Linked DNA regions of Homo sapiens: region 1 is linked to region 2. Evidence: chromatin loops called from intact Hi-C (ENCODE). Cell type or tissue: ovary. All regions are shown on one strand. Each heading gives the region's core, and the rest is flanking DNA. Links, peaks and the distances in the headings are about the cores only. Region 1 has its middle 8.9 kb from the start of LINC02898. Region 2 overlaps PKDCC (protein kinase domain containing, cytoplasmic).

The links. Peaks named below come from ENCODE experiments on the same cell type or tissue, not always from the same donor. Only the 100,000 strongest peaks of a DNase experiment are listed, where the experiment ranks them.
Region 1: a loop joins it to region 2, with 2.6 times the contacts of the local background. A loop is called at or near these places in 7 of 110 quality-filtered maps.

Annotation. Positions count from the first base shown.
Region 1 is chr2:41,954,243-41,971,153 of GRCh38, reverse strand. No RefSeq gene overlaps it. Among named protein-coding and RNA genes, the nearest start is that of LINC02898, 8.9 kb to the right of the region's middle. RefSeq lists silencers at 2,871-3,165, 15,312-15,391, 15,402-15,451 and enhancers at 4,013-4,062, 4,173-4,232, 2,494-8,271. In ovary, for the core only: no CTCF peak of the experiment used is centred there; DNase peaks (open chromatin) are centred at 4,493, 5,523, 7,173, 7,263 and 2 weaker places; H3K27ac peaks cover 4,068 bases.
Region 2 is chr2:42,053,419-42,068,654 of GRCh38, reverse strand. It overlaps PKDCC (protein kinase domain containing, cytoplasmic), which reads right to left. Exons shown (of 7, transcript NM_138370.3): 3 at 14,348-14,619; 4 at 13,635-13,714; 5 at 13,262-13,369; 6 at 11,261-11,434; 7 at 10,138-11,052. The coding sequence ends at 10,967. Among named protein-coding and RNA genes, the nearest start is that of PKDCC, 13 kb to the right of the region's middle. RefSeq lists enhancers at 8,502-8,571, 10,062-10,562, 14,430-15,144, 15,145-15,236. In ovary, for the core only: no CTCF peak of the experiment used is centred there; DNase peaks (open chromatin) are centred at 6,314, 7,464, 7,864 and 8,592; H3K27ac peaks cover 3,986 bases.

The sequences.
Region 1 (16,911 bases), core at 3,825-11,824, 97 kb after region 2:
GTCTGGAATTACACATCCCACACACTGCTCTCACTGTCATTCCCTCCCGCCCTCACCCCCGAGTACTGGGCCTCCCTGTTTCTAGCTCCTGGTGGGCCCCACTTCCCACTGGCTTCCCTCAGCTTGGCCTGGGCAGTGAAGCAGCAGAGTGGGTCCAGCCCATTCAGGAGCTCTTCTCACCAGGCCCAGCAAGGAGAAGGATGGTGGAAGTAATTCAGGCTGTGGGCAGGTGTGTGTGTGAGGGGGTGGGTGCTTTGAAAGGCCCTGTGATATGGAGAGGGGCCAGACCCTTCTGAAGCCCCAGTCAGTGGGATCGGTCATCCCATTGTGCAGTGGGAAAAGCACAGGGTTTGGAGTCAGAAGACCCGGGTTCAGGTTCTGGTCTTGTCACTCGTGGGCGCTGTGCTCTTGTGCCAGTCCCTTCCCCGGTCCCCCTGAGCCTCAATGTTCTCCCCTGTGTGTTTTTCATAAAAGACCACAGCAGTATTTCCAGTCCCACATGCTCTTCCAGAACCTTGTCACTTTCCATTGAGAGGTGGAGGCCATGTCCCCTTCCCTTGAATCTGGACAGGTCTTTGTGACTGCCTTAACAAATAAATGCATCAGAGGTGACTTCATGTGACCGCCTAGGCTAGGTTACAAAACGCATGTGGCTTCCGCTGGCATGCTCTCTCTTTCACCCCCACGCCAGAACTGGAAATTGCCCGCCATACTGTGAGGAAGCCCAGGCCATGCAGAGAGGGTATATGTAGGTTCTGGCTGAGGGTCCCAGCTCAAGTCTCAGCCGACAACCAGTATCAATGGCCAGACACATGAGAGTCATCAGATGATTCTGGCCCTCAGTCTTCTACTGGCCCAGCTGGTGCTGAACCGAGGAGGGAGAAGGGGCTTCCCCACTGAGCCCTGCTCAAATTGCAGATTTGTGAGCAAAACAAATGTTACTGTCTTAAGGCACTACTTTTTGGGGGGGTGGTTTGTTCCACAGCTCCAGATGTCTAGAACAGGATCATGACAGTAATACTAGGCTTATAATAATTGTGAGGGCTAATTGAAGATATCCATGTGGAGCCCTATAAGGCACTATATGGCAGTCTAACACATTGTCATCATCGTTGCCGTCAAAGCACTTCGGTGTCCCAAGACATCAACGTGTATGTCTATAAATGTGGCAAAATGGGCTAGATGCTCCCCACATATCACTTCATTTAATCCTTACAATTTTCCTGTGGGCCATGACCTCCTCCTCTCTTCTCTAATCTGGCTCAGGCAGGACTGAATTGGTTATTGTAATAATTAAATTAAGGTTGGTACTATTATTTTCACCAGTTTGCAAATGGAAAAACAGAGACGCGGTTAGTTTAAATTCAGGTGGAATGGGAATTTGAATCCCGGTCTGGCTTACTGCTGCATTTATACTCCTCTTTCTCCAGGAGCCAGGGTTGGGGCTGTAGCCTAAAGAAAATGGTGACATGAGGGCATCTCAGCAGGTCCCGACCTGAGAAAATACTTCCGTTTACTCTATTTAATTTTATTTTGAGGCTGGGCATGGTGGCTCACACCTGTAATCCCAGCACTTTGGGAGGCTGCAGTGGGTGGATCACCTGAGGTCAGGAGTTCAAAACCAGCCTGACCAACATGGCGAAACCCTGTCTCTACTAAAAATGCAACAATTGGCTAGGGGTGGTGGCACATGCCTGTAATCCCAGCTACTTGGGAGGCTGAGGGAGGAGAATCACTTGAACCCAGGATGCAGAGGTTGCAGTGAGCCAAGATTGCTCCACTGCACTACAGCCTGGGCTACGAGAGCGAAACTCCCTCTCAAAAAAAAAAAAAAGAAAATTATTTTGACAAACACTTACTGAGCACTTATAATGAGACAATATGTTACGTAGGCCCTGGATGCATAAGGCAATGACCCCTTCTTTGAGGAGCTCATAGTTTTGGGGTGGTGGGGAAAACGGATACTTTCTAACTATGTAACCTTAGATAAGCTATTCAGAATCTCCAAGTCTCAGATTTGTCATCTGTAAAATGGGGATAATTATAGTACCTACGTCAGAGGGTTGTTGTAAGAATTACATAAATATGCCAGGCATGGTGGCTCACACTTGTAATCCTAGCACTTTGGGAGGCTGAGGTGGGAGGATCATGGGGTCAGGAACTCGAGACTAGCCTGACCAACATGGTGAAACCCCGTCTCTACTAAAAATACAAAAATTAGCCGGGCATGGTGGCACACACCTGGAATCCCAGCTACTCGGAAGGCTGAGGCAGGAGAATCGCTTGAACCTGGGAAGCAGAGGTTGCAGTGAGCCGAGATCACGCCATTGCACATTGCACTCCAGCCTGGGTGACAGAATGAGACTCCACCTCAAAAAAAAAAAAAAAAAAAAAAGAATTACATAATATACTCTATTTAAAGCGTGGTGTGCGCTGAAAGTGCAGGTATAGAAACAAAGATTTGCAATGTACTGAGATATATGTCAAAATAAAGGGGGACAAAGTATGATGGAAGGAGAGAAGAGTAATTAATTTGTCCTAGAGGGAAGAGGGGGTAGCAGAGAAGAGGTGAATTTTGTCCTGAGATTTCAAAGGCAAGCAGAAATAGCAGATCGTCTGTGGAAAGACAGAATTTAGTGTGTCTGGAAAACAGAGCAGACTGTGGTGGCTGGAGCACAAGGCTGAAGGTGAGAGTTGAGGCAGCTTGGGAAGGGGCTGTGGTGCATCAGGTTGCAGGGCAGGACTCAGGCAAGAGTCTCCCAGCCAGGCTTAGAGATGAGGCTTTAACTTGCAAATGCCCAGGAGGAGGACTCCAGGCTCTATGGTGCAAAATGCTTGGCAGAATAGGGCTCAGAGGGGAGGTTGGTGCCTAAAGAGATACTTTCACCCCTCTCAAAAATCTGCTCCGGGTGGGCCCTACTACTTAGTTCCTCAAGGAATTTCAGTGAAGCCAGATCATCAGAATCTGCACTTGCCAATAAACCAGCAGTTCCCCTTGCTCGGAAATATCCCAGAAATCTCATCCATCGCTGACCAATGAATGTCTGCTTGGGGAAATTCAAAGTCCTTAGGGTCAACAACGTGCTTCCTAGCTGGTGCGTCTGATCCCAGAAAGAAGTCTCCACAGGAGTCTTGGGCAGGCTCTGGGCTCTGTGTGTGCAAACAGCTGCTTTGGTTTAAATATTAATAATGCAAAATGAAATGTGTGGGGTGCCCGGCGCACCAGAGCCCAGCCAGTGTGCGTTGATCTAATGTCCTCTGCACTTGGGTTTGGAAAAATGTGGTCAGTGAATTTAATATAATTTTTGGCAAAGGGAAGATGACAGTTAACTTCTCTCCCCAGTCTCGCTAATGTGGGTTTTCTCCCTGAAAAGCAGAGGACGGAGAGTGGTTTCTCCCAGGGTGCCAGCAGGCCTGCTGCCCAGATTCTGTCATGGCCCCTCGGCTCTGCCACCTTGACACTGGCAGAGGGCTTTGGGGGCCACAGAGCATCCCACGGAGGGGGAATTGGAGAAGTAGCTAGACTTGTTCAGGACCCAGCAGGGCCTGGGTGGGGCTGAAATCCTAGTTCCTGCTGGCTCGGGCTCCTCCCTCCAGAACATTCTCTCCCCATTTCGTGCCTGCTTCTTGGATTGCCCCTTCCTGCTGTTCATTAGCAGAGCTCATGGGGAGAATGTTGGTGCCACTGGGCTGTCTGTCACAGGGCTGCCGAGATTGGACAAATGAATCAAGGTCTCCACAGCCCTCATGTCAGACCCTAAGCGCTTTGCCTCCCTCAATCCCACTGCATTTTTTAACCCTGGGGAGGCTCTGACTTGGCTGCTGTGAACAGTTTCCCCTCCATTCCTCCTGCACCAGCCATCGCCACAGATTGTGGCCTCTTCCTCTTCTCCAACATCCCAGGCCCCGGAGTTTCTCTCGCCAAATGCCGCAAGTCTCAATTGGCTTCTTGAGAAGCTCATAAATGCTTGGTGACATCACGGTCCCCAAGTTGGGGAGCAAGAGTGCATCAGAGGCCAACATTTCTGAGGAGGAGAAGTCACAGGCTCTGGGATTGCCTAACAAAGGCACCCTGTGTGAGCGTGGTCACAGTACCACTGTTGCCGCCACCACAGAACTGGAACCGAGATGGCCAGGGCTTCCCCAAAGTCTGTCTCTGGTTTTATGCAACCCAGTAATGTTCCCCACTAAAGGCCTGAGCAGATCATCCTGCAGTGAGGGCCAGGAGGCCCTGCTGGTGCTCTTGCTGTGGCCCACTCTGGGGGGTCCCCCAGGCTGCTGGGAGAAAACAGTTACCCCAGGGCTCCTCAGGGGTAAGGAGTGGACAGGAGGCAACAGAGAAGCAGCCGTGCCCAGGGTGGGTGGAAGCTGCACGCACCCAGCTCTGGGGCTCCAGCTGTGCCCCAGGCTCCAGCTCTCCTACCCGCCCCCCTTGGCGTCCGGCCCTTGGGGAAGCTGAGAGAAAGTCTCGCCTGTTCTGGATGCCGCAGGCAGGATCGGCCACAGTGATCTCCTTCATGTGTCACCGCTGGCTGTAAGCGCTGTGTTTGGTTTGGCAAAACAGCTATTTAAATAGCAGTGAAATGTGTCACTGGAAAAAAAATTAGCTCATGTTTCCTTTGCCATTTCTTCATGATTTCCATTAAAAGTGTAACCAAGGGTAATAAATTAACAAGATCTGTAAAAGAGACCATAGGAAACCATGGATCCAGAATTCCCATAAACTTCTAACCCATGGAGCTAAAAAGCAAGGCTACTTGGGGGAAGGGGAATTGGATCACCCATACTTCAGTTTTCTTTGTGTCTGATTCCTACTCCTTGCCCCTCCCAGCCCCCCGAAATATGAAAGGAAAGCCTCCACTTCTTTCAGGGGTTACTGTGGTTATCAGGGGTAAAATTCTTCACTTGGAAACCCCAAAACCTGGGGGCATTGCTTGGCACTTCCTGTTTCATAAGAAAAGCAAGAAAAACCAAACAAAAATGCTACCTCCCTACCAAGATATAATCCTCTTTCTCCATGTTGTGTCTGACCCGGTCCTAACCAGAGTCCAGTTCTTGAATTCTCAACTCTCTGTGGCAATCAGCCCTTTTCCCAGGGTGCTTGATGCCAGATTGCAGCTCAGCGTTGCAGACAGGAACACTGAGGTCAAAGGAAAATGTTTGCCTTTGACACAAAATCCAGTATCAATGGATGGATGAGGAGCTGCAATCCTCACCAGTGCTGCCATCCCCACTCTCTCTCCTCTGTCTCCCATTTCTCTCTCTCTCCCCTTGTCTCCACAATACTTGTTGTGCTGGGCTGGCACACAGGATCACAGTAGGGACCTGAGAGTCTTTCTGCAGATAGTAGGGTAAAACAGCTGCCACCAAGGAAGGTGGCCCTGAGGAATGTGTTTGTTGTGACAGACAGTGGAGGAGCCAAGGGAGTGTAACTGTTCCTTGGCTCCCCATTGAGTGTGGGAGCAGTGCCTTACCCAAGGGTTGGGAGCATGGGGGATAGGACTGGAGGGCGTGTTAGTGTTGCACCCAAGACTGAGAAAGGGCAGACGGCCAGAAGAGTGTGCCCAGTGTTACACGCGGGGCTAGAGGAGTGGGGGAGAGGACTGGAGGACTGTGTTTAACACAATGCCCAGAGGCTGGGGGAGTAAGGAACAGGACTAGGAGTGTGTTTAGCATTATACCTAGAGGCTGGGGAGGTAGGGGTCATGATTGAGTGTATTCAGTGTCACACACAGAGACTAGGGAATGGGCGAGAAGACTGGGGGAGTGTGTTCAGTGTCACACAGGACTGGGGGAGGGGGACAGGACTGGGAGTGTGTTGAGTGTTACACCCAGGGGCTAGGGAAGTGGGGGACAGGATTGGAGAGTGTGTCAGTGCACCTGGGGTTTGAGGAGTAGAGGAGAGACCTGGGGGAGTGTGAGTGTCACACACAGGGCTTGGGGAGCAGAGGAGAGGATCAGGGTAAGTGTTCAGGGACTGCACTGGGGGAGTATGTTAGTGGACCACACAGAGTCAGGATAGAGGGTCTGGCAGGAGTGAAGGGAAGGCAAATGGAAACCAATTCATCTGTTTTTGCCTCTGGTTCTCTGTGGCTGTTATCACTCTGTTCTTCATGGTCTGTTGTCCCGCTGTCCTTCCTCAATTATCCCTTTCATGAACCTCTCAACCCACCTTTATTAGTTCAATGTGATGCATCCATTTGTCTCCTGTTAGGTGGAAGATGGCCTGAGAAAGGGGAGGTTTGTGCTGTTTTTGAAACCCCCGGTCATCCAAGCCCCAGGACATCCTCTCTTTCTGGATCCCAACTCCTCTTGCACAGGAGACCCTGGACTAAGACGGAGGTTTGTGCAGGCCATGTCTTGCTTTTTTTCCTAGAAGGCAGTGGTGTGGAATGTGGAGGCTCAGGAAACTCTTCATCATAATGAAATTAGAGAGGGATTTGAAATCAATGTCTTCCTCCACTGATTTCCATTGGCATCTCCTTCTTTTGCCCCCAGTTCCTGAACCTTTCATTCTGTCCTCACAAACACCATCCTCCATTGTCAGTTTTACCAGCCTCTTTTCCCTAGGAGTATCTGGCTTTGTTTGCTCATCTCTGTCTATGACACCCAAGGGACTAGCTCCTTGATAGGTCAAGGGTATGCAGCCCTCCCAAACTCCCTCTGGGATCTTGGACCCCAGAGGGAGCCCTTCCCTTTCAGCCCCAGGCTGAGGGCACTGCAGAGGCACCTGCTGTAATGAAAGAGAAACATCTGCTTGTTTTGTTTACATTTCATCCAGATGTTTGGGTGCCATATAGATGCAGCCTGTGGGTTGTCTGAATGCCGTGACTGGAAACTGAGCTTCCCTCTGCTTGGAGCAGGGAGGCAGAGAGGGAGGGACTTTGAACTGAGAAGGAAATGGGGCTGGACTCCAGACCCTGACTGGGGATGGGGTGGGGGAGGGGCAGGAAGGCGCGACAAGGAAGGTGGGGAGGATTGCAGCCCAGCAGTGGCAACAAGTGGAAGGAGATTGCTCATAAACATTGGATCTGTTTACAAAGCCACCAGTGGAGGCAAGCACTTGCCAAGCCTTGATTTTGAAAAACTGCCCTTTCTAGTGTTTTCTAGCACTTCCCAGATACCAAGTGAGGGCCTACACTGTGCTCTGCAGGCCTCTCCTACACCCCTGACCCACTGCTCTCTGCACATCCTGGTTCATGGTTGGGAAGCAAAGAAAAGCAGCTCCAGGGCCTCTAGCCCAGAGCCCAATTAACAATGCCTGGCAGTGAGCATAAATCACCACACTCCCCCTTTTCCTGGGCTCGGGGCTGGAAAGTATCAGAACTGTGCAAATACTTGGGATGTTTCTCTTTATTAGTGATAAAATATTGGACGTCAGCGTGCGCCATTTCATGCCCTGCCTCCGACAGTTGGAGCAGTAATTGTGATGAATAGGGGCCTAGGGGCAGGGCTGTAGGCGTTTAAGAAGGCTCTGCGGATTGAAAATATTAGGATTGATTAAAGGTCAAATACTTTATAAATTTATCAGTGCTAGATACATTCTCCCCAGGTGGGGGCTACCCTTCCAGGCAGTTTAAAAAAGAACTCAGTATGGTTGAACGCTCTCCTGCCCCTTCCCTCCTGTCCCACCGTATTTAACCTACAAAACTGATTCAACAAGCAGACATTTTCCTGTAATTTGTGTGCCCTTTTGCATGTCCTGCCAGGAGACAAGTTCAGCACGGACATCTTTGGGAGGAGTCTGCCCATTTCTCACTGGAGAAAAAAGAAAAACTTCCCTGGGATTGAATCGGTGGAGATAGAAGCTGGTTGAGGCTTCCAGGCTGCTCTGAGATGAGCACAGAGCTTCCCAGGGACATTATCAGAAATAGCTGTTACCCACCCAGGGAGCACACAGGGCAAAATGGGGGTCTGGGCTGATTCTGTCTTTCCCAAAAGGACTTTCTGATTTCCTGTTATTTGATAAAGAGATCTTTGTAACTCTTTGACTGCTAGCAAGCTCAGAGTAAAATTCTGTTTCATCACCACAGCAGACCTCTCCTGCCTCCTTATGATAAGGGTTGTCTACTGAACAAATGTTTATTGAAGCAGGAAGCATTCTAGTGCTGGGGATGAAGTAGGGAACAAAATAGATGAAAAGCCCTGCCCCATGGAGCTTATATTCAAGGGAGGAGAGAAAAAATAAAAACGTATAAATTGTATAGATATTACATAATAATCAATGCTAAGGAGAAAGATAAAGTAGAGGAGGATAGGGAGTAGGAGGGCAGTGAGAGGAGATTGACATTTCGGAAATGATCAAGGAGGGCCTGTCTGAGACCTGGAGGAGGTGAGGGAGTGAGCCAGACAGTTATTGGGAGGAAGAGTGTTTGTACACTTGTTTTAATTGTGCTAGCACCTAAGTATTTCAGTATTGGTTGTCCTCATCCTTTTCGGAATTTGGTGTGGTATAAATAAAAACATATGCAGAAAACGAATGAGGTAAAATAGAACCTGCTCAGTGAAAGAGATTTCCAACACCCTAGGCTAATGGTTTGCGTCAGAATCACCTGGAGGGCTTGTTAAAACAAAAATTGCTGGGCTCTACCTCTAGAGTGTCTAATTCAGTGGGAGTCTGAGAATTTGCAATTCTAGCAAGTTCCTAGGTGATGCTGTTGCTTCGCTGCTGATCCAGGGACCAAAATTTGACAACCACTGCCCTAAACCAACAGTGCATGCTCACAGGTGAGGCTTCCTGGGAGAAGAAAACTTGGAGAACAGTTTGGGAAGAAGAGTAAAGAGTAATTTTTCAGTCTCATTCTTTAAAAACAAGAAACAGTGGATATTAAATCAGACTGTGGGCCAAACTACAGGTGGGTGAGCAATGGGCCAGTTGGTTGAAGTTGAAGCTGACATTTCCTCTTCCTCCCTCCAACATCCTGGGCTGGGACAGAGAAAAAAGAGCCAGCAGAGAAAGGAAGAACACCTGTACCTGGGCAGGTGTGTTGGCCAGCTTAAGACTTGGGAACTGGAAGACAGGGAGGCAGAAGGTAGAGAAGTGTTCCTCCCCCTAGACCAAGCCTCAGGAAGCTCTGCAGGTAAGGGACACACACACACACACACACACACACACACACACACACACACACACACACATTTCTAAAGGCAGCTTTCCCCAAAGGCACTCAATGTAACACTGCTATCAAGGGATACCCATCGCTGTCACCAAAAAATGATTCTTTTGTGAAACATGTTTAGATCACACTGAGTTAAACAAATTTCTTTATTGCAGGACTTCTCAGGCCCTCTAATATGCAAAGTGCACTGTGAATCTCCCCAGATGAGGATCTAGTATCCAGTGTTTCATAAACTTTTTGACTACACAATCATCTTTACTTTCTCATTTTACAAGACCAGTGTACAATGGGATATGCTTTGGAAAACACTGCTCTTGGGATTAAGTGGTCTCCTTTAAACCACACTGATGGGCAAAATGATGAAACCCTCACGCAGCCAAGAACTCTGAAAGCATCTTTCAGCAGACATGCAATCAGTCCTTTGTTTTCTTAAAGATTCTAGTTGCATTAGAAGGGTTCCTAACTCTGCCCAGGGTTCAGCACCAGTCCTTAGGTCCGCATGAGTCTTGGAGGTAAAAGCGTGGACTCCTGAACCTTATGTATTCAACATGGACAGGACTAGAAGATGCCATCACTCCCATGGATATCCGAGTCTTGTTCAAATATACTCCCGCTGCACAGAATGTGTAGAAGTGTGTGTTGACTAGCTGGGCCTGCAGAATTGATTGAACAGGGCATGGGTACTTTACCGAATCTGAGCACCTGGCTCCAGTCTGTAAGCAGGGCCTGTAGCACTGAGAAGGGGAGGGGCATAGAGGCACAGCTGGGTCTGGAGAACAGCAGCCCTGATATTTACGACTATGATGGTCCTTCTCTAGTGGACCTGCTTTGGAACATAAATAAACTTAATAGGCTTCAAATAATTGTGACAACTGAGTTTAAACCCCAGACTGTGGTCTAGGGCAATGGATGTCTCTCTCCAGAAAGCATCATGCAGTCATCCTGATGCCAAAGAGACAATTTCAGTCTTGAGCATAGCGGCACCATTGACTTGTTGGTCTTTGGGCAAAGAGACTGGGGATGGGGAAGTGGCCTTGGGAGTGAACCAGAGGAAGGAGGTCCATTCTTGCAGAATGTTCCAGTGTCCCAGGCTGAGATATATTACTTACCTAGTCCAGCCTCCAACCTAATGGGATAGATTTCAGATCTGACTCCTTCTTTGTGGGGAAGGGTAAGCCCATCCCTTTCCCCCTTCCCAGCCATTTCTAGAAGCTATTGCTGAGACATGTAGAATTATAGCTTTGGTTCAAGGCACAGGCATATTTTGAACACTTTCTGTGTGTAAGACAACATATCATCTTGTAGGAAAGAAAGACACATCTCTCGTACAGAGCAAACTGGGATAAAGGGCCATCATATAGAGTTATAAAGAAAACGAAGGAGATAACATGGATTAGTTTCTGCTGAATAGGGATGGGACTTTCCAGGGGAGGGAGAGACCTAAACAAAGGCATAGAGATGAGGGAGTACCAGGAATGTTCAGAGAACAGTGTGGTCGAGTGAGAGAGCAAGCAGAAAAAACGTGTTGGAGCCAGAACTCGAAGAGTCTTTTCTTTCTTCCTGCAGGATTCGGATTTCATCAAAGAAGCACTAGGAAGCACAGTTTTATTTTATTTTTTTTTAAAGTTAATACATGCATGAAGTCTTCAAACAACACAAATTGTATATTCACTGAAAAGTGTTTCTCCTTCTCATCCCTGAGCCCTAGTCACTCAGTTCCCTTTCCAGAAGCAGCTGTTATTACCAGTTTCTTGTGCGTTCTTTCAAAGGTATTCCATATCTTTGTAAACATATATGAAAATATATCTCCCTGTTACTTTTTAAACACCAATATTAGTATATTATATACACCGTCCTGTACCTTGCACATTATACTTAACCATAAATCTTGGAGATTTTTAGGTGGAGTTCACTGCATTCTATAGTTGATGTAATAAGACTCTATTAACGGACATTTGGTGTTTCCAATCTTTTGCCCCTTCAAACAATGATGGAGTGAATACCTTTGTATGTACATCATTTTGTGCATGTATCTATAAATTCATAGAAGTGGAATTGCTTGATTAAAGGGTATTTGCATTATGATATAATAAACTTTACATGAAAAAATTTCATTCAGGGGATAATGGGACCAGGTCTGTTTTAGGAAGGTCCTTTTGGATGATGGGCAGGAGAAGAGGCAAGTTTGGAGAGTGCTGTGATTAAACCAGGTGAGACCGATAAGGGGAAATAGAGTGAAGGGCAAGGATGGGAGAGACACAAGTAATTGATCAGATGTTACTAATAACATGGCAGAGGAGAAATCAAAGACAGCTTGGATATGCAGAGCCCCACAACGGGGATAGACTAACTAAGAAATAGGAGGTGTAGCTTTTAACATTTTCTTAAAAAAAAAAAAAAGCAACAACAACGGAAATGTGTCTGCGTAGGTAGGAAAGCAGAAAGCGAAAACACCACCACCTCAGGACCTCTAGAGCAGAAAGGAGACTGGTACTCAAAAAAAGGGGACATCTCCTAATGTCCCCTGGGGATAAGTTGATCAGAACCAGTGTGGTTACAGACAAGCAAAAGGTTAAGAGCATGAACGTTAGAGTTTTTGAGTTTGGAAACACCTTATGAGTTGCATTAATCAGTTTAGGTTTTCAGCTGGAACCAGCAATCATCACATTTCAGTGGCTAACGCAATAGGTTATTTCTAGCTCATATCACCATCCAATGCAGGTTGATGAAGGGGCTCTGGTGAAAACAGTTGTTTAGAATCCTGTATTCTTCCATATTCAGGTTCTACCCTTTCTAGGCCCTCAGAATCCTCTCCATTCAGTCACTGAATAGGAAAAGAGAGAATCATGTATGGGCAGAAACTGGAAATAATGTATGTCACTTCTATCCACTTTCTATGGGTCAGAATTCAGTCAGATGGCTGCATCTAACTTCACAGGAGGGAAAGTGACATCTTGTTGTGTACCCAGGAGGAAAAAAAAGAAATGTCTGATGAACACCTAGCCAACTTCTGCTTCCAAAACTATGAGTCCTGGGCAAATTATTGAACATCTCAGAGGCTCAGTTTTCCCATCTGTAAAATGGGAATAATGATACTATTACCTCATAAGTAGGATTCTTGTGAGAATTAGTTTATGTATGTATGTCGTCCACTTAGCCTGCCGTAAGTAGATGAATGACCATTGTAGCAAATATGTGTACATATTCATAGCATGAGTTATTTGGTTGTGACCCTATGAGAGCAATTGTGGTGGTTTTCCCAGCCTTTCTCTGCCCACTCCAGGTCTATGCAGAGAGAGGAAAGTTCAGTCTGTTTATGACTGACCTACCCCATTCTGGTCCCAAAGTAGATTTATTTTCCTGAAATAAATCATTTGGTTTGGCTGACTCCATGGATCAAATGCATGAGATTATTTCCAAATCTCACTATGCCTGGTCCATGTAGACAGAGCCATAACCTCTGCCAGGCAGCTCTGCTCATAGCATATGCAGGCTGCAGAATGATTCTTGTTCATTCTTTCATGTTATTCCCACACTTCAGAAGTCTGGAGGGAAGCTGAATGTTTGCTGTTCTGGGATCATTTGAAGCCGGGCATGCAAAGAGTTCCGAGTCACTTTCAAGTCTGCCCGTAGGAAATCTTTCCTGGCAACCAGACAACTAGAATTAGTTATTAAAGGCATGTCAAATGAATAAAGACACCTCTGTGAGGAAAACCGCAAGAGCAGTCACTTTTTCTAATATGAATAGGAGGCTAATATCAAATCACCTTTAATTTTCCACTCTTTCTTTGCTCTTTCGATAGTAGGTCAAATCTAATAATACAGATACAGTGGAAAACCATTTCTGTTTTCATCTATCACAGTACATATGCCCATTGCAGATCGGTGTCTTAAAAACCAGGGTCTGGAATTTAAATGAGTACCTGCACACTGACAAGGCTGTTTCCTCCAGGAATGTTCTGCTGGGTGCCAAGCTTGTGTTGCCCTTATGGGCTGTGAGAAGCTAATCCATGAGACAGAATAAAGCATGGTCTTGTCTCTATACCGTACACCCCACAGAGCCCAGGACACAGCGTTTGCTGAAAGGCAAGGATGACCATGAAGACCTAGCCACCATGTTCCACAAGGACCAGGGGAGAAAAGCTGTGGGAAGGTATTTTGTAAACACAAGTCTGCTTTCCAGATATGAGTTCCCAAAGGCCTGGTGAACTCTCTTTTCCATGTGGCCTATATTTAGGGTCACTGTAGATAGATTTGTGGACAGGGGGAGCTGGTGACCAACAGGGAGTGCTGTTTAGTGGTTAGGAGACTCCAGAATCTGGAGCATTGCCTGGATTCAAACCCCGGTGCTGCTGTGTTTTGTTGTTATAATGGGCTAGCTGCTCTGTTTCTCTGGGCCTCAGTTGCCTCATCTATAGAATGGGGATAATAATATCTACCTCGTATGGTTGTTGCAAGGATTAAATGAAATAATTCTTATGAAGTACTTAGAACAAATGTGTGGCATCGAGTAAGCTCTCCATGAATGTTGACTATTTTCACTAGTGTTATCAGCAATAATATTAGAGTTACCAACAGGGAAAGGATCCCTGGGTGGATGGGTTGCACAAACTCAAACTATATGGACTTCATATAGAAGGGAATTTAGTTGTTTTAGGGAAACAAATTAGTTTCCCTCTCGGGTGTAGCCACCTTGAAAGCTCTTCTGTTGGGTAGACATGACTTCAGGTTTCATGGTAAGATGGGGGAACTGCCTCCACACAAAAGCCCTCCCAGGCAGGCAGTTTCATATTCTGGAAACAGAGTTTTTCATTGAAGATCAGAAATACAGAAACCATCTGTCATTATCGGTTCAGGCTGCTACAACAGAATACCATAAACTGGGTAGTTTAAACAACAAACACTTGTTTCTCACAGTTTTGGAAGCTGGAAAGTCTAAGATGAAGGCACCAGCAGATCTGGTATCTGGTGAGGGTCCTCTTCATGGAGAGAAGACAGATGGCTGTCTTTTCTCTGTGTCCTCACATGACTCTAGTCTCTTTCTCTTCTTGTAAGGTCATTAATGCCATCATGGGAGCTCTATCCTCATGACCTCATTTAAACTGAATCACCTCCCAAACGCCCCACCTCCTAATATCATCCTATTCCGAATTAGGGTTTCAACATATGAATTTCGGGGGATAGAAACGTGCAGTCCATAATACCGTTTAACTGACCACGCTTACTCCAGTCTTCTAGAAATTAACCCCTCATCAGCTGAGCTCCTCAACAGGTGGGCTCCCTGGATAAGTCTTATGTTATGAGTTTTATGTGTCTAAGAAATTTGCATGCCTTTTTCTTTAATTTTTAAAGGCTGAGGGGTCATTTTCCAGCATTTGCCCCTGGACCTAAGTGTAGGCCAACCTTGTGGCTTACTTGGCCCTGATCCTCACCTTCAGGGTAACCCTTCCTTCTCCCTGGTAGCCTCAGGCCAGGGCGTGGCTCTCCTGCTTCCTTTCCATTGACACTGAAGGTGGATCTTCCATGGATTTTGGATCCACACCATGTGGCTGCTCTGAGGTTTCTGGGTTTGTTCTGGGAGAACAGAGATTGGTTGTGCCTCATAGTGCCTCAATTTACAGGTATAAATCAGGGGACAGGCAAGAGACTGACATACTCTCTGCAGGCAGTTAGCAAAGTAAGATAAGGTAAAGTAGCCAGGGAATTCAAGACAGAACTCTTAGCCTTTTTTGTCCTTGTGGTCTCCATCTTTGATAGTTTTAGACGCAATCACTGTTTAACTAACCAATCAGTATTGTGGCCTCAATTTTGTGCATTAGTTTCTTGATCAAAATGTGAATTAAATGAGAACAAGTTAAGACTTTTTTTGCTTGTTTGTATTCTCTTCTTTTTTCAAAAAAGAGATCTATTTTAAGGTGGCTAATTTATCCATGTAGAACTCCAAATGAAAATGGCAATGGAAAACTTCACTTTGATACTGGGATAAGGCCATCTGTTTGAATGTTTGCCTTTGTGAATCAAAGCAAGCAGTTGATTGCATTTGATTGACTGGACTATTTTTTTTCTAACTACTTGTGGTGCTCTAGAAACACAGCCTAAGGCCTTTGGCAGAGGATGGAGCCTGTGCGTGCATATGTGTGCACGTGTGTGCATGTGTGTGTAGAGAGTGGCATGTGAAGAAGCACTGGTGAAACAGAGAATAAAAAAGCAGAAGTGCCTGAGTACCTGCTCTGTGCCAAGTGCTTTCTTGCATTTAGCCCTTGTAACAAACCAAGGAGACAGATATTATTAGCATTGCATATGAGGAAACTGAGGTTAAGGAAGGCAAAATAGTTTGTTGAAGCTCCAGTACCAAGTAAGAGGAAGAACTGTGGCTCCAAATCAGTCTGTCTGACTCAGAAGGTTGAGCTCTTTTCATTTTGAGGAGGGAGGTGGGAGAGAGAGAGGAAGAGAGCCAGAGGAGGTAGGAATATGGAGAGAAAAAGAATACCCCAGGGACAGGGTCTAAAAAATCAATACATAATGAAGCCTGAGCCATGGTGCTAACTCTGCCCCTGACTGTACATCTGACTTGCAGACACTTTATAAGTTGGCTCTCTCCTCCTCCCCACACCCCGTCCTTCCCATCCTCCCTTTCTCATTTTGCCTGGTGGAGGCCTGACCTGTCATGATGCTGCTGGAGTCCGGGTCTCCTCCATCTGTAACTGGGCTCTCACGGTGATGGTGGGGAGGCCAGGACCCTGCTTAGGGGCCACTGCCCGGGCAGGAGGAAACTCCCTCAGCCTCTGTCCTGAGCTGGGTCACCTGTGGAAGGGTGCCCAGGGCCCAAAGGTGAAGGAGGGCTGGCGCGGCTTCTTTGCCCAGGGCTGACCACTCCCAGCATCTCAGGCCAGCAGCCACCCAGCACCATCTGCCTCATTTCCTGTGCTTCCTCCTAGTGAGTGGCAGCTTGGACTCTTGGCTGCAGGCAGTTCTCCTGAACCGGTCACCAGGGCTCAGGATGAGCTATCCAGATGCATCTGTGACAATGTGGCTTTCATCTTCATCACAGTTGACCCCGTGGGAGGAAAGCCCCCTTTCTCCCACTTCAGCCCACATCTCTCTTCCCAGAACAGCAAACTGCCACCCAGGAGGGACTGCCGCTTCCCTGGTCGTGGGAAACTCTGCAGAACCTCCTCTCCTGAGCACTCCTGAGCGAAGAGCCAAGCCAGGGTAAGCCTGTGCATATAAGGCCTCAATTTTAGATTAGATTCCCAAATTTAATTTCCTATTCCTTAATTTAATTCTGCATTTTAGTTTTGTTTTTATTATTTACATGGGTTCCCTTTAATGATTCCAAATTGCTGCTGCCCTCTAGCAGAATTTTGTCTTATGTTAACTTCTTGAAAACTGATCAGCATTGGAGTTTATTCCACGCTGGGTTTAGTTATTTTCTGAAACGAAGCACAATTAAATTAGAATAATGAACATGCTCTTTAGAGGATTAATTCATAATTAGCAGGCCATGTGCTACAGCTCACAGAAGAAAGGGCACAAGGATCGAAAGCTGTTTTTTTCTGCCTAAATATGAAAAGTACATTCTGCAGAGCAGAACAAATCAGCTAATGACATCCAGAGCGCTGGCCAGCCCCAGAGCAGCATGGAGCTGGCACCTTGAGTTAGCGCAATCCCCACCGATGCTGCTGCCTACCTTTCCTCCCCGAGAAGGCTGGCAGCGGGCAATTTGCCTGGCTCTTCTCTCCTCAGCACAGCTGATAGAAGCCACTGTGGACCTCCTAAATTCTACCCCCAG
Region 2 (15,236 bases), core at 3,853-11,852:
AAGTGGTGAGCCTCAGCTCATTCGTTTATTGATTGGTGATTAATTCATTGATCAGTGCACAAGCTCCTATAAGACCATGCTGATGCAGTTTTCCAATGCCCCCAGGGCAGCAGAGATGTCACGTCAACCTCATGGCACCAGATGGTCCTTGGTGTGCTGGGGACTGGGGATGATGGTTAGTCCTGGGGTGTCTGTTGCACCTTACTGCAAGTCCAGGGGCCAATATCCAGGGATCCGAGAACAGTGGGAAATCTGTGTGGCAAAGCCCTAGGGTCACTGCAGGGAAAAGGATCATTTTCTGGAAGTGGAGGTTGCCTGAAGCCTTTCATGAGAGATCAGAAGCAGACGCCAGCATAGAGGCAGATAGGATCCCTCCGTGGCGGAGATGCCAAAGATGCTCCCAACGATGAGAGGGGGAGGGAGACAGGGGAAGTGGAGCTGGAGCAGAAGAGGTGGCCACCTTTTAAGGTCAGTCCTCTGAAGCTGGCCAGTGTGCCAGACAGGGCAGTGGTATTGGAATAAACAGTGACGAACACACTGACTGCTGAAGTCAGATTGACAGCAAACTGGAAACAGAGCCTAGGACTGGCTGGCACCATCTGACAACTGAGAAGGGCTTAAGGATGAAATTGGTCATATTTGAACACCATCAAATTCATTCCTCACAGCCACACTAAATGTAAGCGACAGACAGAGAAATGAATTAATAACAAAAATGTCTCCAGCTTTCATGTTCTGGCAGGAGAAATGCTTCCAAGGAGGGACAGATTCACAAGCCTTCCTAATTCTGAGGACCAATGTTCTTCATCACCCTCGTCGCATGGTCGGGAGTGGTGCAGGGCTCGCCAAGGAAGAAGGGACGGAAGGACATGGAGAAGGTTTGGTTGTCTGAGTGCTAAGAAATCAGGCAGCTGGTTATAACTTCAGAAATGGGTCTCGTGCCAGAGGTCATAAAATCACTGCCAGCCGGTTGAATCCAGCTTTTAGACATTTTCTGTTTGGCCCACAAATGTCTTTTTATTTCATTTTAATTTTGAATTTGAACAAGTAGCCAAAGTGTACAAATCAGGAGAGTCACAAAAAATTCCAGCTTTCTTGAAATACCTATGCAAATCACGCCTAAGTTCTCCAGGTGGCCTTAGGCACCACTGATCCCTTCCCTGCTGGCTCTATAGTCATTTGTGATTCCAGCTCCTGTAGTAGGCCATCAAACACTTGTTAGGCATCAAAGAATTAGTGGGGCTGACTTTCCAACAGTCCAGGATAAATAAAGGTTATATAACAAAATGGGAGATTTTGGTCCCATTTTAGGCAGAAAGATCGAACTTCTTTTTTAAGACGTTGAAAGACAATATAAATAAAACCATTTGTATTAACCAGACAAAATCATGACACAGCCGGGCGCAGTGGCTCATGCTTGTAATCCCAGCAAGGATTTTGGGAGGCCAAGGCGGGTGGATCACCTGAAGTCAGGAGTTCAAGACCACCATGACTAATATGGTGAAATCCCATCTCTACTAAAAATACAAAATTAGCCGGGCGTGATGGCGCATGCCTATAATCCTAGCTACTTGGGAGGCTGAGGCAGGAGAATCCCTTGAACCTGGGAGGTGGAGGTTGCAGTGAGCTGAGATTACGCCATTGCACTCCAGCCTGGGCAACAAGAGTGAAACTCCATCTCAAAAAAAAAAAAAAAAAAAAAAAAAATCACAACACATATAAAAGGTTTGGCAATAAAGAAAAATACCTTTGTCAAAAACAAGAAATGGGGAAAGGCTTCCCTATTTAACAAATGGCGCTGGGAAAACTGGCTAGCCATATGTAGAAAGCTGAAACTGGATCTCTTCCTTACACCTTATACAAAAATTAATTCAAGATGGATTAAAGACTTAAATGTTAGACCTAAAACCATAAAAACCCTAGAAGAAAACCTAGGCATTACCATTCGGGACATAGGCATGGGCAAGGACTTCATGTCTAAAACACCAAAAGCAATGGCAACAAAAGCCAAATTGACAAATGGGATCTAATTAAACTAAAGAGCTTCTGCACAGCAAAAGAAACTACCATCAGAGCGAACAGGCACCCTATGGAATGGGAGAAAATTTTTGCAATCTACTCATCTGACAAAGGGCTAATATCCAGAATCTACAAAGAACCTCAAACAAATTTACAAGAAGAAAACAAACAACCCCATCAAAAAGTGGGCAAAGGGTATGAACAGACACTTCTCAAAAGAAGACATTTATGCAGCCAACAGACACATGAAAAAATGCTCATCATCACTGGCCATCAGAGAAATGCAAATCAAAACCACAATGAGATATCAGCTCACACCAGTTAGAATGGCGATCATTAAAAAGTCAGGAAACAACATGTGCTGGAGAGGATGTGGAAAAATAGGAACACTTTTACACTGTTGGTGGGACTGTAAACTAGTTCAACCATTGTGGAAGACAGTGTGGCGATTCCTCAGGGATCTAGAACTAGAAATACCATTTTACCCAGCCATCCCATTACTGGGTATATACCCAAAGGAATATAAATCATGCTGCTATAAAGACACATGCACACGTATGTTTATTGCGGCACTACTCACAATAGCCAAGACTTGGAACCAACCCAAATGTCCAACAATGATAGACTGGATTAAGAAAATGTGGCACATACACACCATGGAATACTATGCAGCCATAAAAAATGATGAGTTCAGGTCCTTCGTAGGGACATGGATGAAGCTGGAAACCATCATTCTCAGCAACTATCACAAGGACAAAAAACCGAACACCGCATGTTCTCACTCATAGGTGGGAATTGAACAATGAGAACACTTGGACACAGGAAGGGGAACATTACACACTGGGGCCTGCTGTGGGGTGGGGGGAGGGGGGAAGGATAGCATTAGGAGATATACCTAATGTAAATGACAAGTTAATGGGTGCAGCACACCAACATGGCACATGTATACATATGTAACAAACCTGCACATCGTGCTCATGTACCCTAGAACTTAAAGTATAATAAAATATATATATAAAAGAAAAATACCTTTGTCATCCTTGCAAAATTACTGGTTTTTGTGTATTTCCTTCCAGTCTCTTCCACTATTTTTTTTGAGATGGGCGGCGGGGGGGGGGCTCTCTTTTTTTTTTTTTTTTTTTTTTTTTTTTTGAGATGGAGTCTCACTCTGTCACCCAGACTGGACTGCAGATCACTGAAACCTCCGCTTCCCTGGTTCAAGTGATTCTCAAGTCTCAGCCTCCTGAGTAGCTGGGATTACAGGCACACGCCACCATGCCCAGCTAATTTTTTTTGTATTTTTCGTAGAGACAGGGTTTCACCATGTTGGCCAGGCTGGTCTGGAACGCCTGGCCTCAAGTGACCCGCCAGCCTCAGCCACCCAAATGCTGGGATTATAGGTGTGAGCCACCGTGCCCAGCCTCCAAATTTATTCTTACATAGTTGAATATATGGGTTGCATACTGCTTTTTCATTTAACAGTATAATTTATACATTTTCTCATATTGCCAAACAGTTCTCATTTTTGTTATTCTAAATAATGTTGCAAGGAGCATCTGTGTGCATCTGAATCTTTTCATATTTTGAATTATTTGCTAAGAATATATTTTCAGAAGCAGCATGAATGGATTACATAAAGACTTGAGCATTAAAGAGTTAACCTGTAAGTTCCTAACCCGAAAGTACCCTGTAGAAATCTCTTCATCTCAGCACATTGTTGGAGAGCCTATAGGAAAAAAAAGGTCACTTCAGCATATGTGATAGGATTGTGGGTAATTTCTAAAAAAATTCGGCATGCGAAGTCCATTCCGGGTATAGCACTATCTTGAGACCCAAGTCAAATAGTACTAAATGTGCTAAGCAGAGGTCTGTGTTTAAAGAAGAAATTCATTTGCTCTTAATAACTGCAGAATGCTGCATAGCTCAACGATGGAGTCAGAAGACTCCGCACGGCATCAAAGCCTGCTTCAATAAGATACGGGAGGCCAAGGTACAAGATAATCTGTCTTTCTCAATTAAAGTAGCTTTGTGCCCTAAGTGCAATAGTCATTTCTTAGAACAATGGTTGCCTTTAAAACTTTTTATTGATGGCAGAATAAAAGGACTAAACAAAACCAGAGTGTTTAAAGGTAATCTATATCCCATATACAACCCAAAGAGCGGTGTAAACAAGGTGATATGTCATAAAATGAAATGTGATACAGATAACCTTACTATTATCTTCTGCACAAGTTCAGATGAATTACAGTGCCTGAAATCTCCAAGCAATGGAAAGTAAGGCACACTGTATGTTTTGTTTTTGTTTTGTATCCCCTCTCTGCACCCCCTGCCACCCCCCAGTCCAGCCTGCTGCCAATAAATAAGAAGATTGACATCATGGAAGCATAGGACAAAATGAGAGCCTTTTCTTGAGACTGACCCTCGTGCTGAAGAACCGAAGGCACCAGAGGGGTCTCTGGGAAATGGTGCGAGAGTTTAGTTTCCATGCCAGGCAAGCTGACAGAACCTCTCAGGGCAGGATTACGGGTGCTTGAGAAAACTCCACCTCCTGTGGAAAGGCAGCCTGTCTTTGGTAAGGAGAAATCATGCTTCCCTAATCTACTAGAGCTTTGTGAAGGGTCAGAATAAGTGTGCGGATAAGGGGGAAACAGGAGACACAATCTCCTTACACTTTCAAGCGTCCTCTGACAGGTGCCACACCAAAGCATGTTAAAGGAGTTGAGTCACCATGGGAATGGAGAGAATGTTGGAAACAAATAGGGAACTGGCTTAGAGATAAGGAATAAAGAGTAAGGATAAACAAGTCTTTATCTGGATGGAAAAATGTGAACTGTGGGGCTCCTGCTGGGGAATTGATGCTCCTGGGGGGACCAAGTTAACTGGCCCTTAATGATTTGAGATGTGACTATCAAGCCCTTTTGCTTTCACAAGTCACATGTGGAAATCATCCCCATCGCCATAGAGTCATGGATCATATATCACCTTGAATTGTGACATCTCCAGTGACTTAGTGGGCTCCTGAAAGGCAGAGCATGGTTGATATTTCTGGATTCATTACAGTGACTAGCATCCAAGAAATATTTTGTGGCTTGATCTGTTGAGAGAAGAATGAGTGTACATTGAAATCTTCTGGCTTGCCAATGACCTTGAGCTCTTCCAAGTAGGCAAATACCAGCAAAGGGCTGTGAGATGCAGGAAGATACAGAGGGCTCAAGAATGGCTGAACATGTTCCCCATGGACAAGGGCAGGTTGAGTAAAGCATTTGAATTGCAGTTTTTCTTTTTTTTTTTTTTTGAGATTGAGTTTTGCTCTTTTTGCCCAGGCTGGAGTGCAATGGCAGGATCTCAGCTCACTGCAACCTCCGCCTCCAGGGTTCAAGTGATTCTCCTGACTCAGCCTCCCGAGTAGCTGGGAGTACAGGTGCCTGCCACCATGCCCAGTTAATTTTGTATTTTAGTAGACTTGGGGTTTCATCATGTTGGCCAGGCTGGTCTCGAACTCCTGAACTCAAGTGATCTGCCCGCCTCGGCCTCCCAAAGTGCTCGGTTTACAGGCGTGAGCCACCGCACCCAGCCTGAACTTTGTTTTTATGGATGTGTAAAGAGAATACATGTAAATACATCATATATATCAGTTTAGAAAATAATAGTGAATACATCATATATACCAGTTTAGAAAATAATAGTATAAGCTGCACCTTTGAGGATGAGAGATTTGAAGCTCTCAGTGACAGCCCAAGGAAAGATTTTGGGTCACTATAATCCAGTGCTTCTCAACCTGTTTTCCATTATTATCCCCCACCCCCACCAAGTACTTTTTTTAACCTACCTTTCCCCCAGTTGCCACCACCTTCCATGAAATTTTAATAGCATGGAATATTGCATTTCTGTTTATGTCCTGTGGCCCTTTGCAGGGCCATAAACCATTGTGATATCTAAGACTTTCCATCTCCCAAGAACCAAGTGTTGTCTCCTTGGGAATGATGGTAGCTCTGTTGAGAATGCATGCTGTAAGGGACTTTCTGCAGGATTGGGCCCAAAAGTGTGACTTCATTCAAACAACAACAAATTGCTGAATATCTAAGGATGGAACTGGGAACAAAAAAGTCATCTCTTGCCTTCCCCTCAAGCCAAACAAAATCCCAAAGATGTGAGGTGAGATGGGGTGCTCCTGACCAGCTCTTAGGTGAGCACATTGAGTTCCTTAGCCCTCTGCCTTCAAGTTGAGTTTGGCCAATGGGGAGCTCAGCAGGAGACTGGGGGAGTGAGGACGGAATGTGTGGTGAGAGTATATGTCCCACCTTGTGGGGTCACCCTGTCTGGTGGTGTCCTTTGGTCACTTCTTCAAGTGCCAACTCTACATGACTCCTGGGTTCTTCTTCCAGGTTCTGAGTTCTGGTAATAGCTCCCACTCCCTTCCTTTGGTGGGGGATAGAGATGGAAATAGCTTGGCTGCCACTGGCTCAGGTCATAGCTATCCTTTGGACCTACACATTTGTAAATGGGTCTTATGCACACTGTGCTCTCTGTTTCCTGTTGGGGCCTTGAATGATAGAGGGAAAAGTTCTTTTTTCTGCATCCTAGGAGAGGCTTTCTGGAGCTGGAATGAGGCCAGAGGGCCTAGGGCTGGGTAGGATGGGCCAGGACAACAAGTCGTTAAAATGCTGAGAAAAGGAGACTGACAGGGCCCTTGACTGGAATGAGAGTGGGAGAAGGAACTTCCCCCAAACACAGTTGTAGGGATCCTCTAGAGCTTAAGAGGCAATTATTAGAAATATCTTGGTCTATCTCCTTCCCGTAGGTGGGAATGATGTGGCACTTTGTCTACCTCAGGGGGTAGCCTTGGCTGGGGTTCACGGAGAGGTGAACAGAGAAACATAAAAGTTCTTCACATAGACCTCAAAGGGGTCCTTTAAGGTCAGGGTCCTTGGGACATCCTCACTTTTGTGGATGATCCAGGGGAGGTGGCAGGTGTGAGTGGATCATTGCTCCTATGGGTTTAGGGCAATAACTGGGTGTGCTTCTGGGTGGAGGGAAAGGAACACAGGCTTTTGGGGGCAACAGCCTAGGCTTGGATCCCTGCTCTTCACCCCTCTGGGCCATCACCCACCTCTCAGAGTTGCCGTAAGGATTAAATGAGAAAGTGCACAGAAAGTCACGCAGGCCTGGCCTGCAGCCAGCTACAGCCCTGCCCCTCTTCCTAGTCAACTGAGTAGTCTCATGCTCAGAGTCCAAGTCTCCTTTCCTGGCTCTGCCCTCAGGAGCAGGGACAACCAAGTCTTACATGCTTCGGGCTCCAGAAGCCACAGAGTGAAAGCAAGAAGCTGTTGTCATGGATGGGGGGTGGGTGGGCACATTATCCTGAGGCCTCCTAATCCCATTTTCTGCTTTCATGTTAATCCTCTTCCTCCTTCTGTCTACCACACACTGAACTCCCAGGGCACTGACCCAGAGAGCCGGGCCCCACCTCCCGCAGTTGAAGGCCCTATTCCCTATGGTGGGAGGGCGGGGTGGGGCGGGGGCTGCAGAGTCAAGGGGTGGGCAGTCCAGCTCGTGCCTTCGTCCTCCGCAGTTGACCTGGATGTTCTTCCAGGCCAGGCCATGGATAACACTGAGGGCTTAGCTCGCTAATAAATAATAACAATGACAGCATCAGCCAGTATTTCCTAAGCATGTACCGTTTGCTGACCCTGGCTAAGGCAGGATTTTATTCAGTTTCCGTAAGGCTGCTGTGAAGCAGATTATCCATCTGAAATTTGCAGATGAGGAAATGGAGGCTCAGGGAGGTTGTCATGAACCAGATCACACTGAGCAAAAAGCAGAACTGTCTGGGACTCCTGCCCAGCTTTGGCTGGCTCCAGAGCCTCACGGGGAACCACTAGGTCATACTGCCCTCCTGCATTGCTTCCTCAATTCAGGAACACAACTGGGGGATCCTTTCCCCAATTCAGAAAAGGATCCCTTCCCAATCCCCACCCTTGCCTTCCCTCCTCTGGCGCATGTCACCTGAGGCTTCAGTTGGGTGAATATATTTTTTCTGTTCACTACACCCGGGTATCACTAGCATTGCAGTGGAGTAGGAAGAACGTGGCTTGGTGGGTGGAAGGGGAGGTGGCGTTGTGTTTCTGGCTGAAACAGGTGGCTCTCTGTGAAAGGTCATCTGGGAGAGGAATGATTTTGCTTCAGGCTTTCCTTTACCTCCCCTTTCTTTCTGGCACTCCATCCCTTCTCCATTCCCAGTTGCAAATGCCCTTCTCTTGACTCTGCAGGACTGAATCTGGCCATTTTTGCCCCCAGAAATAGGTTCTGGGACAAGGCTCACTCACTAAGGAAGGAGCCGTCCACCATCCCCTTCAGCCACTGTGTGTCAGTCTTTCTAAAAAGATGTTATGCCTTGCGGGACCTCCATTTCGGTTTGTTACACACTCACAGGAAGGAGGCGCTTCCCTAACTCTAGCTTACACTCTTCCTGCTGCAATGGGTCCCTTCTCGGAGGCAGCACTCCGTACTACCGGACAGAGCGCAGGCTTGGAGGGAGGCTGGATTAGAATGCTTGCTGAAACACTTAGCAGCTGTTACCTGGGCTTCAGTTTTCTGGGCTAGAATTGGAATAATTTTGTACCTTGCTGAGGCCAGAGCCTGGTCCTCTGGAAGTATTATTTCCCTCTGTCCCTCTCCAGGGGCTGGTGAACCCCTCGTCTGGAAATCTCTCAAAGCCAGGAAGGCAGTACTTGGTTCACTTTGGTCTTTTTCCCCAGAGTCCTGTGGTTCCTGAGCCCTGCGGGCCTCTCTCCTGGTTATTACTGGGTCCTTGGGTCCCTCTGGACTGTGCAGCCCTCGCAAACTTCCTGGCCCAGCCCCCTCCCCTCAGGTTCTCATCACTTCTGGCCCCGCCTTGTGCCTCCTTGGTGGATGCGGTTCCTCCGGCCCTCAGAGCCCCACAGGCCATATGACTGTTGGAGGGTAATAGAGGATTGTGTAAAGTCCAGTACTGGATTGCGTGGGGTGGGCTATGCATGTTGCATGGAGTGAGTTCAGCTAGGGAAGGAGGCCCGAGGGTGATGGAAGCTGAGGTCCTCCTTCGAGGGTTAAGGATGGTCTGAGGGTGGTGAGCATGGCAGGATTTGGCTGCATTGTCATGGTGTGAGGCTTTGTGGAGGCTCTGCCTCTCCCCTCCACCCACAATCCCACAATCAACAAGCCCAACACCAGAGGCAAGATGTGGGGTGTGTGGGCTGGGGATGGCAGTGGTGAGCTGCAACCCTGAGGGTCAGAGCGGCGACTATGACTAGGGCTGCAGAGCAAATACGGCTCCTCAGTCACCTCGAACTACAGGGACATCTTGTTATGTGACAAATTACACCAACCACGTCTGTTGAGGAGAAATCAGGTTAAAGTTTGGTTATTCTTTTTAAAGCCTCCAAAGGTTTGTGCCCATCCAGAATATTCTAAAAGTAGAATGGTGTATAGGAGAGAAGATATGGGTTTCAAGTCAGAAGCCCTGCATTCATGGCGGAGCTCTCTGGCCTCCGTGTGATCCTAAACCCGCAGGTTCTTGTTTTTGCTCTGGACTTCGATATAGCCCAGCTAGACCTTCCCTCCTAAAATTGACAAAGTGGAAGCTGGTCTTTCCACAGACCCTCCTTTCTTCTGAATGTTCATATATTTCATGTTCAGGGAAAGACTCAGAAAAGCTTAGTGCCCATGACCTTGTGGTGGGCCCAGGCCAGGTCCAACCCTGGGCAGAGGTAAAGCTGACCCACCTGCAGGTTGTTCGGGTGCTCCTTGTGACCCCTTCATGGCTGACATCTCACCATGAGGACATTATTCCACTGGGTTAGGGCTTCATACATAAGAAGCCGGTCTGTAAAAATGAGAACTTCCTTGGGGGAAAAGGGAGTCCCCATGTCTTTTTTGGGGACACGATGTGGAAGACCCAGCAGGAGGTGGGCACCATGGGTGGGAGCAGGGCCTGAAAACACTTTGTGATGACTTCAGGGTTTGCTGCTGAGATTTCACTCATCTTCCCCTGTGACACATGCATCCCCACAAACATATACCAAGGATATAACTGAGGACCAAGAAGTCACAACCTAAGAAACTGTCATTAGGGAAGAGTTTGCTGTGAAACATCATTTTATTAACTAATTTTATTTTATTTTTTACAAAAATAAACAATTTAACCAACAAGAAGTACAAAAGATTCTGGATATTCAAACTCGAGGAAGGGGGAAAGCCTGGTTTTGGCTGCTTTGAGGCTTTCATTGAAAGCAAATGAGGCAGAAAGGCCCCGGCCCCACCCCCGCCCCAGGTCCTGGCTCAAACCACACCTGCTCCCTGACCCCAGTCTTGGCTCATGCTGAGGTGTGCACCTCTGCCCCTGACCCCTGGGCTGGCCTGGGAGTGTCCCCTGTCGGGAGGTCAGAGATAGCCTCCCCAGGTACAGAATCACCCACATCCTGGAGCATCTCCCGCCAAGTCTCCTGTCCAGACCTAAGCTGAGAGAACACTCCACGATGGATTGTCCCCACGCAGCCCCCACCGCCTGCTGTGGCATGTGCAGCAGCAGCAGCAGGGGCTTTAGCTACATTCTCACACTATTGAACACAGTGATGGGGCTGCCCACGGAACCGTCCCAGGGAGGGGCACAGCCCCCAGTGGGGAGACTAGCCTGAGCTTGCTTACAGCCCACAGGGTTGGAGAGGCAGTCATACCCCCATGATTCCTGGACTAGGAGCCAGCAGTCCCATAGCTAGGCTGGTAAACTCACATTTTAACATTTGGCATTATTGCACGTTTGTCCTGGTCACATCTGTCTGTCTGGGATGTTAGCTTTGTCTGCAGGGGTTCCCAGGTGACATGCAGTGCTGCCAGTGCAAGTCACTCCCTCCACAGGCAAGCCCAGCTGCTGAGGATAGTCAGCTGGTCAGCCGAGCCCTCAGATAGGTCAGCCAGAGGCCTTCACATATGTGGTCTTGTTGGGATCAGGGACCACTTGGCTCCATCCAGTCTTGAAAAAGACCAGCTGCCGACCTGGGGGGCAGAGGTGAGAGGTAACAGGGCTGGATGTTTCTCTTTCTGGAGGCAAGACCATTCTCCCTAATTTGACTGCCTTGAAGACACGTATACCTCTCTCTCATCACCTCAGCACCCCCTCTGACTTCCGATGGGGGATCACTATCTATCAACCTCCAGAGAGGTCCTGCCATCTCCCTTGGAAGGGCTTCTCCCACTGGCTCACCTGTCCAGGTGGTCTGGTTGGTGACCACAAAGGCCCGACACTGGGCATGGCTCTCACAGACATCCACAGCCTCAGCCAGGTTGAACACTGAAAGGAGGCAGCTCCCGTGGTGGTAGGATGGCCAGCAGCGGTAGTCTTCCTGGGGGATGGTGCTGTCTGGGATACACTGGTACTCTGTGGGTTGGGGATGGAGTAAAATGAGAATTCTGTATGCCCAGGTTTGAGTGCCCAAGGATGTGTCACTTTCTGGAAAGGGCAGCAAGACTCATTTCCTAGGTGAAAGCTGAAGTCCAGCCCAGCCCTCTAGCACGCAGATGAAGGCAGCTACCACTGTTGAAACAGGGCTGACTGCTCAATAAAGACAAAGCACAGACTTGATTTTCAGGAGATACATATTTCCCAAATCTAAGGGCACATAGCTTGGTCAGGCAGTACAAGATAGCAGGCACATGAAAGGGGTACAGACATATACAGGGACACATGGAGTCCCAGCTGTCTAGGCTAATTGCTGAGGCCAGGACATTTTAGACAGTTGGAGCCAGGCTTCTCAAACTTCAATGTGCATGTGAATTACCAAGGACTCTTGTTAAAATGCAGATTCTTTTTCTTTTCTTTTTTTTTCTTTTTTTTTTTGATGGGGTCTCACTCTGTTGCCTAGACTAGAGTGCAGTGACACAATCATAGCTTACTACAGCCTTGAAATCCTGGGCTCAAGGGATCCTCCCATCTCAGCCTCCCGAAGTGCTGGGATTACAGGTGTAAGCCACCATGCCCAACCAAATGAAGATTCTGATTCTGTAGGTCTGGGGTAGAACTGAGAATCTGTACTTCTAACCAGCATCCAGTGTGGCCTGCAAGGGTTCAGAGCAACCCTCATTCACATTTTCTCCTGGCCTTGGGGAGAGAAGTTAGGCAAGTTCCTCAGAAGGGCCTGGGATGGAAGGGAGTCGGGGTTTTTGAAGTTAAGAGGCATGCAAATGGACTAAAATGCAAAAAATCCATGGCTAGAGTGGGGAGGGGGCTGGAGGGAAAATCTGAGATCTCATTCTACAGAGAGAGCCTCAGAAGCTCTGAAAACTCACAATCAGTGAGCTCCTCAGCTGCTGGCCTCTTGTTTGCTCCTGTCTTTCCCACTGCCTGGAGAGCCCCAGCTCTGGACTGATAATGCAGAAGCCCTGGGCCTCTGGCCACCCCACCCTCCTGCCTCCTTCTACCAGGGACTAGACCAAAGTCCAGGGCTGACTGTGATTTACAGCCCCATAAACAGCATCCTCAGGGACAGAGCCAGCCATTGTTCACCTCGTTAAACTTTATTTACAGGGCTAACAGGGCTCCCCCACCCCTAAGACTAGCCAGAACTCCTTGAATATGAAACCTGCTCACCCCTCAACCCCTGCCAACCCCAGCTAAACCCCAGGGCTTCAGCAGAAGGACCACAGCCTGAAACCAGTGGCCAGAATTCTCCCCCTGCCCTGGGGCTTCTTGGCTGGTTTCAGTGTGTGCCTTCCCTAACATGCAGTGCCCTTCTAGCCCCGGGAGGTTAGAGGAAGGAAAGGGAAGCAAACATATACTGCGTTCCAGCTGTGTCATAGGAACTGCACTAATTGCTTTCACACATTTCACCTGACATTTAATTCCCATAAGAATTTGGTGAGGTGGGTAATAGTGAACCCAATTCACAGATGAGGAAAGTGAGGTTCAAGGGGTAACTTGCTCAAAGTCATATAGCCAGTACATGATAGGGTTTGGAGCCATCCAGAGTAGGGGTATCAGTGCCCAACCCCAGGTTGAAGGCAGAATTATAGTTGCTCTAGCTCAGCTAGAGATGGAACCTCAAATTAGTCCATGTCAGCCCCTCCATGATTCTATGTGAGCCCCTACAGTGGCCTTTGGAGACAAGGGTCCCCAGAGAAAGGGTGAGCCACTTAGCCTAATTGGGCGGGGTCATTCACCCTCCCACCTGTTTCTTGCTTCCCTGTGGATCAGCTTGGGGCCACTCACCGGTACTGCTGCTTGCCGTGGAGTTCTGCAGATACTGCCCGCTCCGGTACAGGTGCAGCACCTTCTCCAGCTGGGCCAGGGTCTCGTCCACCCCCCAGGCGAGCTCTCCTGCAGAGTGCAGTGTGGCTAAGACAGGATGCCTGGGGCTCCCACTCCTCCCTGAAGTCAGCAGCCAGCTGCTCCCACCTCTGCCTCCAGAGCCTGTGCCCCAGTGAACAGAGGGCGGGGGAGCGGGGAGGTTGCGGCAGAATGCCACCTTAGGAAGTGATGGTTTCTAGAACCCCTGCTGCCCTGGGTTATTTTTCTCCCCACTTTTGCTGGCGGGTGGGGGTGGGGTAGGTGCCTGGAAGCAGATGGGCCCTGGAGAGCTCACCTGTGGCGTTGACGATGCTGTCCAGCAGAGGACGCAGTGAAGGCGGGGCACTGTGAGGCAGGAGGTATGTGAAGAAAAACCTGTGGCAGAGGGAAACCAGTGGCTCAGGAATCCAGCCTTTGGAGACACATCCTTCCTCTATTCCAACCTGGGGCAGAACGCTAACCTGGCCAGGGAGCCGGATCCCTCAGGCCTAGCAACCAGGCAGAACGCAGTGAAGTCTACTCAGCCTCGGGGGAGGGTTCTGGGCACATGCTAACACCACACCTAACTTCATACTAACCGAAACCAGGGGCCTGCTTCCCAACCCTTCCCAGGACTTGCCCACCTCCCAGCCCCACATTATCCCCTGACTGACTCCCGGTGTCGGAGCAGCCCCATGGCTGGGGCCCAGTGAGGAATTTCCCAGAGCACAAGGGCCTGGGTGGGAAGGGAAAAGTGCCAGTTCCACCAGCCCTAGGCTCCGAGTCCAACACTATTTTAAGAAGCCTCCAGCTGCCACCCCCTAACCCGGATTCTCCTTGGAGCTGTCTATTTTTAGCCTCTCCATCAGAGGCCTGAATGTTCCCTTCTGGACAGGGTAGAAGCCTTCCCTTGCTCTGGTCAAGGCTGAGTCTCCCTGCCCAGCTGGCCTCCACGTTGGCTCTCTTCCTGCCATGCCCTCCTGGCCCATTCTCCTTCGATGGAGTTCCCGAGTCAGGGGTGGAGGTCACCTGTAGGCATTATAGAGGTTCCGCTTCTCGTTCATGCCCTCGCACCAGCCCTGGGCTGAGCAGGGCAGGGTGAAGTTCCTGGCCGGAAACTCGAGTATGCAGTCGGTGCTGCCTGCACACGGCGTCTCCTCCACACGTGCGTCATCCAGGTCCGTCACTTTGAGCTCCCCATCCACCAGCACAAACTGCCGAGGGCGGAAGTCCAGCAGAGTGACGGAGCCCAGTGGGGAGTGGGCCAGGTGGTGGAGGAGGCGGCCCAGGCTCAGGCAGATCTGAGGGGCACAAGAAAAGACTGCTCACTGCTTTTCTCCTGGGTTGGGGGTCTGTGGGACTCGAGGGCACCCTCCTCTTGGAATCTGAACTTTGCTTGTGGGGGTTGGCACTTCTCTTCTATAGGCCCCAGGGCTCCACAAAGGCCAAGGTCAGCAGCCTTAGAGAGGAGGCCAGTGATTTTCTATTAACTCTCGGCTGGCCTGACCCTGGAAATGATATGGAGTGGGTGGGAAACTGCAGCAGCGAGGGTCTGGGGATAATGCATCTCTTCCCTGAAGTTGCATCCTGAATGTTGTTTTAGTTCAGTGTATGGAAATATCGGGAGGGTCAGGATGGTATTAAGGTCTTTCCTAGTTCTAGGACACTGGCCCTCCTGCAGTCAGGCTGAGTGTGAGTGTGTGAGTGCTCCCCTCTTTAAGGTGCCAGCCCCCACAAGCTGGTGTGTACACGCGCACAAGGAGGGGTGAGGAGGGCAAGAGCACAGCATGTCGGGATCCTTTAAGTCTTGCTTCTTTTTTGAACCCTTTGGCCGGTGGCTGAGTCAGCCTGTGCGCCTTCCTCCCCTCCCTCTCCCTGGGTGGAGGAGGAGTGGGAGCTGCTTTGGAGGGCTGGCCTT